2 separate regions of the Mus musculus genome follow, and region 2 is linked to region 1. Evidence: chromatin contacts called from ENCODE POLR2A ChIA-PET data. All regions are on one chromosome and are shown on one strand. The core of a region is the stretch at or near the end of the contact, and the rest is flanking DNA. Distances in the headings are between cores, read along the strand shown.

The links. ChIA-PET counts read pairs that join two places held with the same protein, here RNA polymerase II (POLR2A).
Region 2: POLR2A ChIA-PET joins it to region 1 with 60 read pairs in embryonic stem cell. The contact joins the promoter of Snhg5 here to the promoter of Nt5e in region 1. POLR2A ChIA-PET finds 5 or more read pairs at or near these places in 3 of 5 experiments (Patski and embryonic stem cell).

The regions. Positions count from the first base shown.
Region 1 is chr9:88,325,465-88,332,860 of GRCm38, reverse strand. Nt5e (5' nucleotidase, ecto) reads right to left here and starts at 5,252. Exons shown (of 9, transcript NM_011851.4): 1 at 4,831-5,252. The coding sequence starts at 5,175. Gm51281 (predicted gene, 51281) reads left to right here and starts at 7,059; the gene lies at 7,059-7,118.
Region 2 is chr9:88,519,738-88,526,964 of GRCm38, reverse strand. It overlaps Snhg5 (small nucleolar RNA host gene 5), which reads left to right and starts at 4,068. Exons shown (of 5, transcript NR_040721.1): 1 at 4,068-4,481; 2 at 4,584-4,658; 3 at 4,990-5,047; 4 at 5,249-5,315; 5 at 5,517-5,913. LOC115487267 (a small nucleolar RNA gene) reads left to right here and starts at 5,097; the gene lies at 5,097-5,168. LOC115487269 (a small nucleolar RNA gene) reads left to right here and starts at 5,365; the gene lies at 5,365-5,436. It also overlaps the pseudogene Gm22985.

The sequences.
Region 1 (7,396 bases), core at 4,003-6,502:
TTAATCTCCAGTCCCACCCTACTTTCCTGCAGGTGGGTGGATGAGGTCAGAAATTCCAACTCTCTAACCCTCCAATCTAAGCATTAGGTATGTCTGGGCCCTGGGTTCCGCCCTGAGGCTATCTAGAGCCCCAGTTCAAAAGCAACCTCATTAGCTTAAACTATTAGTCTCAGCAATTATCAAAGGGGCTCATTATGAATAACAAAAGACACTTCCTGCCACTTTGGAAACTCTTTGTGCTTAAAGATCAGGAGGCCACAGTCACTTGTCTCTGTGAGGCGTGAGGCTGCCCTGATCACCATGACAAAGGAGCTTAAACTTCTCTTAGGTCTGCCGGGTCTATCTCATTTTCATCTTATCTTAGTTTCACTTCTGTCCAGGTCTCCATACCTGTGCTCCTCCCTAACAGAAGCATCTTACAGCATTAAACCGTTTCTCAGGACCGCCCAGCTTTAGAGAAGAGCCCCAGGGATATGCTGCTTCTGCCCCCATTAACCTGCACGCTGGAGAGGAAACTAACAGGCAGTTCTGACAGGCTGATGTCCTAAAAGGCAGAGAGACAGCAGCGATTGCTTTTCCACTGAGAGCCTTGGCAATTTGCTCTTTAAAGTAGCAAATTGAACCATAAGTTTTCCAGAACACAGGCCAAAACAGACAGACAAACAGGAATTTTTTTCATTATTTGAATATACCCAATGAAGGGTTTTTGTTCTAAGAGGCAGAGAGTTGAAAGTTGACAGGCATAGTAGCACCATCAAATTTATGTCTAAAATTGATTGTACATCAATGGTTAGAGTGTTTGTAAATAAAGCAAAACCAATGGAAAAAATGAAAAAAGAAAAATCTGTAAACATGACATCAGATGATGAAGAGGAAACCCAAATTATTCACAAACTTACTTATCAAAAACAACTTTCGATATGTCCGATTATTAGAAAAACACAAGCTACTGACAAGCTGGATAGGCAATGATGAGGGCTGGGGAGATGGCTCAACAGTTACGAGCACTTGATACTCTTGTAGGGGACAGAATTTGGTGTCCAGCCTTTATATCATATGGCTAACAGCTTCCAATAACTCCATTTCCAGAGAGGATCTGGCTTTCACAGGCACCAGCACACATCTGGTACACATACATGAGAATAAAAATATCTTTTTTTTTTTAAAGAAGGAGTAATGATACAAAGATTAATGTTCTTGCCTGGGTTATTAAGCCTTCAGGAAGGCAGCTGGCAATCCTTTGTGAAAGGAGGAACCAAGCATACATATTGTGACCAGTAACTTTGCACTTGAATATGAAAATTCTCACAATGGAATCAGCAGAAGATATTTAGAACAGCTGAATTCATGAGGCGCGTGGGGGGAGGGGGGGTTGATTAGAAGCCATCTCCAAATTGACCAGAGAATGAGGTGTGAAGAGTTCACCGTGTACCTAAACACACACACAGGGGCACTGCACATGTAGAATGAGGTGGGAAAAATCATAAAAGCAAGGCACAGTAGTGGACTGAATGAGAACAGCCCATAGGCTCTTATGTTTGAACACATAGTCTGAACACAGTTGGCAGAATTGTTTGGGAAGATCTAGAAGGTGTGGCCTTGTTAGAGGAGATGTACCACTGGAGGAGGGCTTTGGGGCTTCAGAAGACACACACAATTCCCAGTGAACCCCTCTCTGTCTGCCTCCTACTTGTGGATCAAGATGTGAGCTCTCAGCTGTTCCTGATACCACGCCTTTGCTCTGCCATCATGAACTCTAACACTCTGCAATCATAGGCCTAATTAAATGCTTTCTTTAGTAAGCTGCCTTAGTCATAGCATTTTGTCACAGCAATGGAAAAGTAACCAAGACAGGAACACAAAAGTAGCATTTGAGAGGTGGAGGCAGGATGATCAGAGGTTCAGCGACATCCTCTACCACACAGCAAGTTAGAGACCAGTTTAGGCTATCTGAGAACTTAAAAAGGAAAAACATTCTAAAAGGAACAGTTTAGACAGTGGTGCTTAGAAAAGATGGTGGAGGGAAGGCTGTCAGACCCACATAAATGACAGCTGTCACGTCCTCTTCCTCCCAAACCCGAGATATAGAGAACTAAGCTTTAATTGAGCAAGGGATTTCTCATTGTACCATGTCCATAGGCTGGGGGTTACCTTTCCCAGTTAAGGAACATGAGGCTCAGAAATAACCAGGCCGAAAAGAATAAGAGAATCTGCAAACAGCTGAGCTTCCTCGAGTTCTTTTCCTGTCTGCCTTTCTCCTGGATGTGAGAGAGAGAGAGAGAGAGAGAGAGAGAGAGAGAGAGAACAAACAAACAAAAACCCAAACCAGTACAGTGCTTTCCTGACCTCTGAGCTGGTTTGTGTAATAGCTTGGTGTGTCTCTCTCCTCATCCCTCAGGGCGCATTAGTCTTTCCACTAGGATAGACAGCTACACTCCCTGGCTGCTTCTGTCATCTCTCAGTTTCTGCCTAGCAGCAGAACCTAAGGGGGTCTTCAAGTTCATCCTGGTCCTCCATAGCCACCAGAACAACTCTCTCATGAGTGTGGCAGGTCTAGAGAGTACAAAATGTCTTGGAGGCTCCTGCTCTAATTTCCGAGGCTACACTGGCTTCCATGGATGGGGAACTGGAGATACCCCTCTACAGCAGCTGTTCACTCTGATCTGGGTTTCCAGCATCGCAGAATCAAGACACAGCAGGGAACTGAGACAAGGAATTTTTTATAGTAGAAGATCACTAGGCTCCCAAGGCTTAGTAAAATACAAGCAACACAACAGTGTAAACCTCTGTGAGATACAAAGGCTGCAGAGCGGAACCAAATGCTACAGCCGTGAAAGCTATGGTCCACGAAGGCCAAATCATGTGTATTGAACCCCACCCACGACTCACCCCACCCATATGTTCTAAAGACCTCTCTGAAAAGTGGAGCTATAGATTCTGTTATCCCCTCTCCTCCCACTCTTGACACCGGCCAGTGTAGCTTATTTTTCCTCAGGCCCCACTTCAATGACTTGGATAGACATTTGTAAGAAAGCAATTCCATCCCACAAAAAGTATTCTAAACATTCAAGGGTGATGGGTTCCAACTTGTAGTACATTGTTGTGGCCCCATCCTGTCTTAAAGAGGGACGCATTTTTACTAAGGAATATTTACCCACATGAGAAGAAAAAGAGTGTTCGAAAAAGAAAATGCTGTAAAGTTGTGGCTTATATGTGAAATCAAAGCAAACCCAGACGTTGTTTATCCACCCTTCTGAGAGGAAGTAGAGACGTGAGCTAGTTAACAATCCGAATATGTAAATGTTTGTATTGCCGTTACCACTTGCAAAGCTTCGAGTAGGTCTAGCTGTGGAAAAAGAAAGCTGAGAGACTGCAGAGTTCTTGAGGTCGGAATTTCTTTTGCCAAGCTGCTGCTGAGCATGATGGCCCTCCCCAGACAACTCTGTAGGCTTAAGGACTGTTAGAGCCGTTCTTGCATTGAGAGTCTCTAAGCCAATATTCAGTAGGAAGGGAGCTCTCACCCTTCTCTGACCTCTGAGCTGTTCCTGTACACAGTGGGTAGTCTGCTGTCTGCACCTTACTTTCCCTCCCACACCCTCTGGTTTCACAGAGTTCTGAGAACTCGCCCTGCTATTTCTCTTGCTAAGCCCTTATGATTGTTGTTGTTGTCTCTGATTTTTTCCCCAGAACAGGGCAGAATCTTTTACCGGAGGCATCCACACTGGGTTGAATGTGAGTGGTGGCTCAATTAATTTTTACGTCTCAGTTACATCTCAGTTATGTTTTATTTGATTATTCTTTATCCCTTCTCAACAAGCAAGGCATCACCTCCAACAGAGTGTTGGGAAGTGAGGACTAATCTCTCTCTCTCTCTCTCTCTCTCTCTCTCTCTCTCTCTCTCTCTCTCTCTCTCTCTCTCATGCTAGGCTGGCCTCTCTTTTGTAACCAAGGATGACTCTGAACTTTGGATCTTTCAACCTTTACCAGGATTGCCCTGCAAGCCTAGTTTGGGCGATGCCAGGGATCAAATCCAGGGCCTTTGGAATTCTAAGAAAGTACTCTAACAATGGAGCTGCATCCCCAGCCCCCTTATCTCTCCAGTTAGGCTCTTTCGGAATCTCTACAGCCAATCGGTTTTTATTGAGCCCCTGAAATCCCAGCTTTTCCGCGTTTGGGTTCTCTCTGACTTTTTTTTTTTTAACTTGCTCTTTTGAGGCAGTGCCTGGGAGCAACAAGAACTAACAGTTACAGAGATTATATTATTATATTATGTGCACAACAGTGCTTTGAGGTCAACATTCTTCTTCGCATTTCATAGCAGATTTGGCCACCGAGGTCTAATAAATAACTAGTATAAGGTCACAGAAAAGTAACTGACCTGTAAATCGACCTAAGGAGGTGAGCTCATTGTGCTCGGACTTCAGAGCCAATCGGATGTGTTTTCCTCCTTGGGGGCTGGTGACCTGAATAATTTTTGACCCGATTTCCTTTCAGTAAAGTAAGGATGAAGAATTGTTTGGAAGACAGAGCAGATGGGAGAGGTGGAGGAGACTGGGATGGGTCTCCAGCCCTTGATAATTTTCAGTGCTCGAGCTGAAGCACCTGTAGGCAGTAGGGTCCCTCTTCTAATTGTCTCAGTTCGCTACGGGACCCCAATAACATCAGTTTAAGAAAATAATCTAAGAGACGCCCTCACTTAGTGAATGAATCCTTAGGTGGCCTGGGTCGAGTTCCACCTGTACATCTCTGAGCACTATCAGACCACTAGCGAGTTCTCCAGCCTTTCTCTCTCTGGGTCTGGGACTCCTACCCCGGGAACTTTCTCCTTACCATAGCATCGTAGCCCAGGATGTTCATGAAGTGTGCCACTTCAAGGCCTTTGTAAACGGTGAACCAGATGGTGCCCTGGTACTGGTCTCCGGCATCCAAAAACAGCACGTTGGGTTCTTCCTTGCGGATCTGCTGCACCTTGGTAAAGAGCCGGGCCACGCCGCCCACACACAGGCTGGCGTTGAGGCACTTGGTGGAGTCATCGCTGGTCTGCTCTAGCCGGCTGTGCACGTCGTTTGTGTGCAGGATCGTGAGCTCCCAGGCACTGGCTGCGGGCCACTGTGGTAGTAGAGCGCTCAGTGCGAGAAGCAGCCACTTGGGTACCTTAGCGGCCGCGGGACGCATGGCTGGCTAGAGCGCGTTGAGCGGGTGGACTGGCCCTGAGCCCAGTGAGCACCGGCCACCGGGGCCTCTACTAAACTGCGGAGTAGAGGAGGGCGGGGCGGGGACAGACCCGCCTCTTCCAGCCCCAGGCCCTCCCGCTTGCAGACACACTCCCCGAGTCACCCGATGCGACCCTGGCACCCGAGGCACCCGGGAGCCTCTGGCCCAGCACACGCAGCCCGCAGGGAACAGAGAGGAGGTTGTTCGCCTGGTGAGCGAGCAGGTCCGAGAGGCTGGGTGCCGCAGTCCCCGGGCGGGCGGCGGTGACAACTGCAGGGGCAGCGTTCCGGATCCTCACTCTCTATTACACCGATTTCTCCAGAAGAGTGTACAGCGGCTTGTGTTGCTCGGTGGCTCGGTCGCCGAAAAAGAAGGGGCTGGGGCGGGGGGGGTGGGGGGGGGAAGGAAAGGAAGACAAACGTGGGAGTGAGAGGGGTCCAGAGCCCGCCTGAGAGGTGCGCTGGAAGGTTGCTTCGGTGGGACCGGGACACACCGGCCGAGACGCTACTTAGGTTTGAGGACGCAACCGCTCCACGTATTCGAGCTGGAATCTCAGGAGCAAAGCAATCTTTGGGACCCTCAGCGGTGGCATAGGGCCAGCTCTGAAAGCTAAGGCGGATCCTAGCGGGTAAACCTGACAGCTACTCTGGGGCGCTCCTCCCTTACCTTTTGTGGTGTGTGTGTGTTTGTGTGTGTGTGTGTTTGTGTGTGTGTGTGTGTGTGTGTGTGTTTGTGTAAAGCTTTTAGCAGTAATAGTGGGGATCCATATTTGTTATGAACAAATCATTAAATATAAATCGCCACAGCACAAATTCCCTGTCTAATGGATTAACCCCTGTGTTTGAATGAAGTATAGTCAACACGCTAGTAGTTCTGAGAAAGGAAAGAGTATTGGTGAGGTTCCCGTGTGTTCTGGTCATTATAGAAGTTATCTAATGCCCACACAATTCCAGAATGCACCAGGTCTGCATTGTTACACACACACACACACACACACACACACACACACACACACTACATTGGGGCATACCTGTAATCCTAGCACTCAGGAGACTGAGTTGAGAGTTGAAAGTATGGGGTACATAGTGAGGCCCTATCTCACCCACAACCAAGTTGCTTTTCAATTGCAATAAAATATACATCATATATACAGGATGTGCATTACCGCGTACTGTCCTAAGTTTACAGATATTTGCCATCATTCATTTCCCAGAACATTTTTATCTTTCCAAGATTGCATTGTAAACTCATTAAACAGTGACTCCCACACAACACGGTGGCAATCACCTATAATTACAGTTCTTGGGAGTCCCGGCAGGAAAACAGTCTGGTCATGTAGTGAGTTAGTGAAGCCTGCCTCAACAACAGCAGCAGCAACAACAACAACACAAACAAACTAAACTACCAACTAACCAAAACCACCTCTCCATTTCCTTCCTTTCCAGCCTCTGGCAGTCAACATTGCATTACCAGTTTGTATAGATTTGATCATTCTAAGGACCTCATAGTTGTTCTTTTCTGACGGAATTTGTTTTACTTGGTGCAATGCCTTCAAGACTCAGTGTGTCAGCATTTCCTTTCTTTCAAAAGCCAACACTTCACACTAGGTGTGTATTTGAATGCTCACATTCATAGCAGCTTATTCATAAGGTATGAAACCAGAATCAGACCAGGGTTCACGGCTGATGAAATAGTTTAGTTGGGAGGTGAAGTAAGGACCTGCTATGTTGCTTGTTCTCACATGCAACGAAAAGTCTCTGTACATCTTCACCAACTCTATTTTTTTTTTGTCTTAAATGATAGTCACCTTATGGCACATGTGATATCTCACTGTAGTTTCTATGTGTGTTTCCCAGTTGGTTTGAAAGATGGTCAGCATGTCAAACCAACTGGGAAACACAAATAGAAACTTATGGACCATTTGTGTCCTTTCTTGTAGACATTTCCTTTAAATTTTTTTTTATTAGTTTGGTGGTGATGGCACATACCTTTAATCCCAGTGCTTGTGAGGCAAAGGCAAGCAAATCTCTGAGTTTGAGGGTAGCCTGGTCTACAGAATGAGTAACAGGATAGCCAGGGCTACACAGAGAAACCCTGTCTCAAAAAAGGGAGGGGGGGAAAGCCCCAATTGAAAAAAATGCATTTATTTATTAATTTCGCTCGTGTGTATGTGTGCAGTGTG
Region 2 (7,227 bases), core at 2,819-5,318, 200 kb before region 1:
ACAAGAGACAGCTATATCTGGGTCCCTTCAGCAAACGCTTGCTAGTGTATGCAATGGTGTCATCGTTTGGAGGCTAATGATGAAATGGATCCCTGGATATGGCAATCTCTAGATGGTCCATCCTTTTGTCTCAGCTCCAAACCATATGTGACTTTTAAGATCTCTGAATCAGCTTTGCGCAGTGGCAGTATCGTAACCAATGAGTTTTATCCAAGGCGTGATTATTGCTAATTGAAAACTTAAGACCTCTGAATGAAAGCTTTGCCACTCCTTATATATAATAGGCTCTGATTTTGTTTTAAGTATAGATGTTCCTCAGCACTACAATTTTTTTTTTTTGAGACAGGGTCTCTCTGTATAGCTCTGGCTGTCCTGGAACTCACTCTGTAGACCAGGCTGGCCTTGAACTCAGAAATCTGCCTGCCTCTGCCTCCCAAGTGCTGGGATTAAAGGCGTGCGCCATCACTTCCCAACAGCACAACAAATTCTTAGCATTAGCGAAGTAGTATGGTCCAGGACATCTATCAGACTCAAAGATCTTGAGAAAAATGCCACTGCCGGACTTGCTGTTTATAGGCGGAGTATGAACAATTTAAGCTTAGCCCCAACTAGATTATAAATAAATGAGACTCAGACTATGGTTCTTTTATTTGGCTTTGACAATTACTGGGGAGGTGACCTTTAATCTACTCCTCCAACTGCTGGCCTGGCTACCTCCCCAGCGCTGTAGCCCAGGTACTCACTGTTTCTCCTGGTCCCGTGCTCATGGTTCCCCTCCCCTCATGAGGCTTTCTCCTCTTTCTCCCTTGTTCTTCCTCTTTATCCCTTGTCTCCCCCCCCCCAATCCAACCAAGTTACTCCAAATTCACCTATCTCTAACCCCTCCAGCTTTCAATCAAGAAACAAAGTTTGCACAACGAAAACTTGTAAACATGAGAAGTCACGCCTAAGCCTAGACCTTCAGATAGAGAATTCGGCATTACAATACATAGCAATGGACTAAACCTCAACAATAGGATGCCTGTGGCCAGCTCACGTTGCCAGGGCCCTGTGACCTGACAAGGTCAATGCAGGATACTGGGCTTTCATGGCCTGAGATGCAGATTACATCCTTGGATACACTTGGGGCCCCTGTCAGAAGTCTAGACCTGGTGGGAAAGAGGCATGACCCAGAGAGGCCTCTTAAGCCAAGATGGCCAGTTGAATAGGAGTCATTTTTGTGTGTAATTTCAATTTTTGAAGCCTCATATATTTGACCCCATAAATGGTTTGTCCTGAGCAACTTCACAGGGCTATGGAGAGGATTAAATAACACCATGCCTGCAAAGCTCTATGCAAGGAAGGAGCTGTGGAGACCAGGCCTGGTAGGCAAAACACACCCGCTGTCACTCACAGACCGGCTGGAAGTGTGAAAACCCCGAGGCTCTGGCATTTGATGGACTATAGAACCTCCATGTTCAGCACCCATGTCCCAGAAGCTGGGGCCAAAGCCAGAGTGTCCTCCTTGGTTGACACTCCATATGACAGTCTTGCAGGTACCTGGCCTACCCACCAGACGTTAACCCACCCTGGGTGAAGCGTGCTAACAGAACTAGAGGAGTCACCAGAACATCAACGCTCTCTCTCACCACCATAGGCTTTAAGGGGCAGCGAGGAACCATTAGGCTACTGAGGAAGAGCCATTTCATCAGCCACACCTGCTCGTACATCGAGGCGTGGCTGTTTGACAGAGGATGGCAAGCAGGGAAGTGTCTTGGGAAGCAAAGAGATGCTGTCAGGCTTCACACACTCTCTTCTGGACACCAGTCAGTGAGCCCCCTAAGGGATGTTTATCCCCCCCCAACCCCAGGGAAACCCCACAGCCAACCTTTCTTCCAGCCAAGCCTTCTAGACAGACCCCGGGGCTTGGCAGGTTTGCAGAAGTTGTCTAACTAACCCTAATTGGGTTTTGTTTATCAGCTTGACACAAGCTAAAGTCATCTGGGAAAAGGGACCTCGGGTGAGAAAATGCTTCCTTCAGATTGGTCTGTAGACAAGTCTGGCTGGCTTTCTTGGTTACCGATTAATGTGGGAGCTCTGTGTTGCCTGTGGTCCTTAGGCAGTATTGACCTGGGTTACACAAACACACACACACAACTAAGCTGCAGCTATTCATCTATGATCTCTGCACGAGTTCCTGTCCTAACTTCCCTTCATGGTGGACTAGAGAAGTTTTAAGTTGAAATAAACCTTTCCCTCCCCAAGTTGATTTTGGTCATTATGTTTATCATAGCAACAGAAAGCAAACTAAGGGGCTGGAGAGATGGCTCAGTGGTTAAGAGTACTGACTGCTTGTGCTGAGTTCAATTCCCAGCAACCACATGGTGGCTCACAACCATCTGGAATGGGATCCGATGCCCCCTTCTGGTGTGTCTGAAGACAGCGACAGTGCATTCATATAGATAAAATAAGGTGAGCCTTTAAAAAAAAAGAATAAAAATACATATTAAAATCATTTTGAAGATAACATTCATCTAAAAACTTTAAAAACCTAATACTGTAGCTGTGGAGATGGTTCTAATAGATAAAGCATTAGATTTGCAGGCCTAGGGACTTATAATTGTTTGAGTCCCAGAACCACATAAAAATGTTAGTTGTGGCCCATGCTTATAATTTCTGAGCTGGAAGGCAGAAACAGAAGGATCTCCTAGACTTGTGCTCAGCCAGTCTAGCCTGATTCCTGAGCTCCAGATCAGTAAGAGGCCCTATCTCAAAAGGGAATAAATGGTGCTTGCGAGGATAACACCTAAGGCTGCCCTTCAGCCTCTGCATGCATGTGTGTACCTGGGCACATAGATTTAAAAAGAACCAAATTAAGACCACAGGCTTGAAATGTAGCCCAGAGGCACAGTCCTTAACCAGATGCTGTGACAAGCTTTTACCATGTGATTCTATTCCCTACCTTCTTTCTATGGCAAACCTTATGTGATGTTCTTACCCAAACGGCTTTTATTCACTTATTACCATTACTATCACATGTGTGCATGATGTGTGTGAGGGCATGCATGCCACAGTCTATAAGTATGGTGATCAGAGGATAACTGTTAATGTAAACTGACAGCAAATGCACACATAATTAGTAAAAAATGCTACAAAATAAAGACCCGAGCTTCCAAGTGCTAAAATATCCAAATGTGTGTATCCATACATTTAAATTACTTTGAATTATATATTTGACCTTTGAAGTCTTAAGTTTTTTTCTGCAGATAATTTAGAAGGGAGAAACTTAAAAAATAGCAAAGGATAGCTATGTGACCTTAGGCCAACTGGCGGCTTTTGACTTGCTTTCTCCTCTGTGAAACGGAATGTTTAACTTCTCAGCATTCTGACAGTATAACTGTCACTAGTGTCTGTTTCCCGGAGTGGGAGACTTGGGGGGGCGGGGGAATCTGGTGTTGGACCTGGTTGAGCGCCCAAGCAGGCGTTGGATAAGCCTGCACTGGACAGCATGGCTGTCTGCAGACCAGCGGCACCCCCAGAATGCAGGAAGGATAAACGGAGAGCTTTTCGGTTTTCACCCGCGTAATTCTGTCCTCCCAGGTCCCTTCGGCTGCCCCGCTGAATACACAAGCGCAGCGCTGGCCACCGTAGCAACCAAGCTTCTCCACCAGCGGCGCTCAAAGCTGCCTGCGCGGCGAAGTCAAGGCCACTCCCTGCCGCCGACCGTCCGTGTCGACTAGGCTCGAAGCAGGCGGTGACCTCGCCTCCAACTGCGGCAGTTCGTTTGAATTCTGGCGCCACTCCCACGCCACGTCGAGCTGAGCCACCCCGCCAGACTCGGAAGAGACCGGTGGCGGCGAGCCAGCGGGAGCGCGCGCAGCAACGGAGATGCACGCGGCGGCGGGCGGGCGGCGCGCACCACGCCCCGGAATGGCCTGTAAAAAAAAAAAGAGGTCCAAGGCGCGCGCTCCCACGCGTTGCTTCATGAAAAGCCACGCCCCCACGTACTCTCGCGTCCAATCAGTGACAGAGGGAGGGGCAGCCTCGATCTCGCACAAAGGAGACTATAAAAGGAGCTGCGGTGAACCGGGCTCGTTCTTTTACGACGGAGCCTAAGATATTCTTTGTCTTGTCGGTGAGTGAGTTACAGTCGGATGACCAAGTGAAATATAGGGGTGCAACGAGGATTTGGAGGCTTCTGAGACTTGAACTTAGGGTACTGGTGTAAACTTCCTCGGAGAAGTGCGCAGCAGCTAATGATATTTCGGGATTGGAGTCTGGGCCCCAGTGAGATTCGTACTAAGCGGCCTGACTGAAGGCCGCATGCGTTCTAGTTCCTGAGTCCCCGCGTGGGTAGGTTTTTACAGCAGGGTTTGCAGCCTTTTGTGCTGTTCCGAAGGTACTAGAGTCACCGAAAGAGACATCCTATTATATGCACGTTCACAAGGACAATGGCGCCATTGTTCTTCGCGTCTTCAAAGCAGCTACAAGAAGAAACCAAGGTAAAGGCGATGCAGCTTCTATATTTTAAGAATATTGTTATAGTGCAATAGGAAGTGATGTGTGATGCTTAAATTTTGTTTTTTGATTTTTCATTATATTAGATGGAGGGGAGCCCAAAGCATCTGAGAGAATTGATAAATGAAAGAAACATGCTTAAAACATGACCGTTTTAAAGGGTGTGTATTGAAGCCTAGATTTTTTCCCTTGTAAGCATGCAAACATACCGTTGTGAAGTAAGAATCCGGGTTCCTGGAAATGTATTGTGAAGTAGTCCTGGCCAAACTACTCTGGCCTTTGCAATTTGGAGTGACTGTTGTGAATGCATGGTGTACAAATTGATTGTACAAACAGTTGTGAGACATACCGGGTCAGAACAGTGATGAAATACATCCCGAAGATGATGACCTGAAGATAAATGCAGCTTCTGAGAGAAGACCATTGTGTTTAAGTGGTAGTCTTGTTAATGCAGTTCTTACTCATAGCATGTCATGGTACCTCTTTCTGTAGTGAATGCTGACCAGTGAGATGCCAGCCTGCGTGTGAAGATCCTACAGCAGAAGTGCATGTGAGTGGTGCTCTGTTTTGTTTTCTGCTGAGCTTACTGTCGTTGGTCTAGTCTATGATGATCCTATCCCGAACCTGAATTCCTGTTGAAAAACCATAATTACGGATCTGGCTTCTGAGATGGACCATTGCAAAGGACTATTGTGTTCTTCTTTAATGTTGGCAATGACGTAATGCCTGTGTTTTTGTTTTTATATTTTAGGGCCAGTGACACAAGAACTTGCGAGAGATGCCAGTCCGCCTGTGAAGATCCTGCAGCAGGAGTGCATGTGAGTGGTGCTCTGTTTTGTTTTCTGCTGAGCTTACTGTCGTTGGTCTAGTCTATGATGATCCTATCCCGAACCTGAATTCCTGTTGAAAAACCATACTTACGGATCTGGCTTCTGAGATGGACCATTGCAAAGGACTATTGTGTTCTTCTTTAATGTTGGCAGTAACATAATGCCTGTGTTCTTATTTTTATATTTTAGAGCCAGTGACACAAGACGTGCGAATGAAAACTAGATGTGACCATCCAGAAAAAGCATAGACAAAAAAATGCAGTCTTAGTACTGGGATGTTTGAGATGGGGTCTATCTACATGTCTCTAGCTGTCCCTATCAGGACAGCATCTGGTGTGGCCTGCAGAGTTGATTCCTGTACTTTTTTTTTTTTGTGGGCTGTATGTAAATGGATTGTTTTGACAATCCATTCGACAGTGTTCTCTTCTGTGAAGGTCATAGGTGAGCTGATTGACAGACACAGCTGTACAGACTGAATGCAATCCTGACTATAAAGCTGCAGTTCATCATTATGAGCTATTTCCTTATTCTGGCAGTGATTGAAATAAAATGGGGAGTATTGAAATAAAAAACATTCAATTGCAAATATTTATTCAATTCTTTTTGTGTCAGAAGATTAACCAGAGTGCCCTGGTACATGGTTCATTCCACTTCTGTGGGAATTGGGTTTGCAAAGTTACTGTGCAAAGCGCACTGTCAGCTCCCAAACTAGCTAGCATGATCATACACATTATCAGGTTTCCCTGAGAACTTGTCAAAAAATTCCCTCCCTACCCATTTCTTAATTGGGGGGGGGGGTTCTAGACAGGGTTTCCTAGCCCTGGCTGTCCTGGAACTCTAGACCATGCTGGCCTTGAACTCAGAAATCCACCTGCCTCCCCAGTGCTGGGACATTTCTTAATTTTGAGACAGTTTCTATGTTCTATGCTTGGTTTGTCTTTATTCCACCTGCCTCTGCTTACCAAGTACTAATACTAAATGGGCTTCTACATTAACTGCTGCACCCTTCCATTCTCCTTTGCTTATGGGCTTCTGTTTTGATACAGTATCTCAAAATTGTCCTAGCACTCAACTGCAGAGATGGCAGTCCCCAGTTTAGAGATAAAGGAGATCTAGTCTTCACACTTAGCAGAGGGACTCTGGTTTCTTTCCCCCTGTACATGTTATGTCTTCCTGGTGCCATTGGTGAAAGAACCTTGCTACCTTTGAAAAGTGAGTTGGTTGTTATAGTCCAAATTATTGTGTATGCTCTAGATATTACTGGTCTGCCAAGGAGCCCAGAGATGAACTGTCCATTCTCTTTTGGAGGACAGGTATAGAGTGACAAAAATGGAAAGCAACCTAATAGAAATGGGGAAACGCAAGTGAGTTTTCTTGGGCCCTGAAGTGGTAAACACATTTAACCACTGAGCCATCCCATCCCCCATCATGACTGGGTGATTTGTACCTGAACAAGAAACAAGACCAAATGACATCGTTTTAGTGGAAAATAAAATTCATTTCCATTAAATTTACTAACTCAAACCTTTTTAAACAGGCTGGGTGGCATTTTTTTCACTAAGCATGAGGAACTAGCCTAGTTAACAAATGCTGTAATCCTAAGTTATCCCAGACTTTTGAGTTTACTAGCTTGTTAAATTGATAAGGGACTTAACCTGAGAACTAACTAGAGTTAGGTAGAAAAACCAGCTGATGGTTGGGTGCTAACAGTGCACACCTTTAACCTGGATAGAGGCAGGTGGATCTCTTCAGTTCAAGACCAAGCTGGTTGGGGCTGGAGAGATGGCTCTTCCAGAGGTCCTGAGTTCAATTCCCAGCAACCACATGGTGGCTCACAACCACCCTTAAGGAGATCTGATGTCCTCTTGGGTGTCTGAGGACAGCTACAGTGTACTTACAT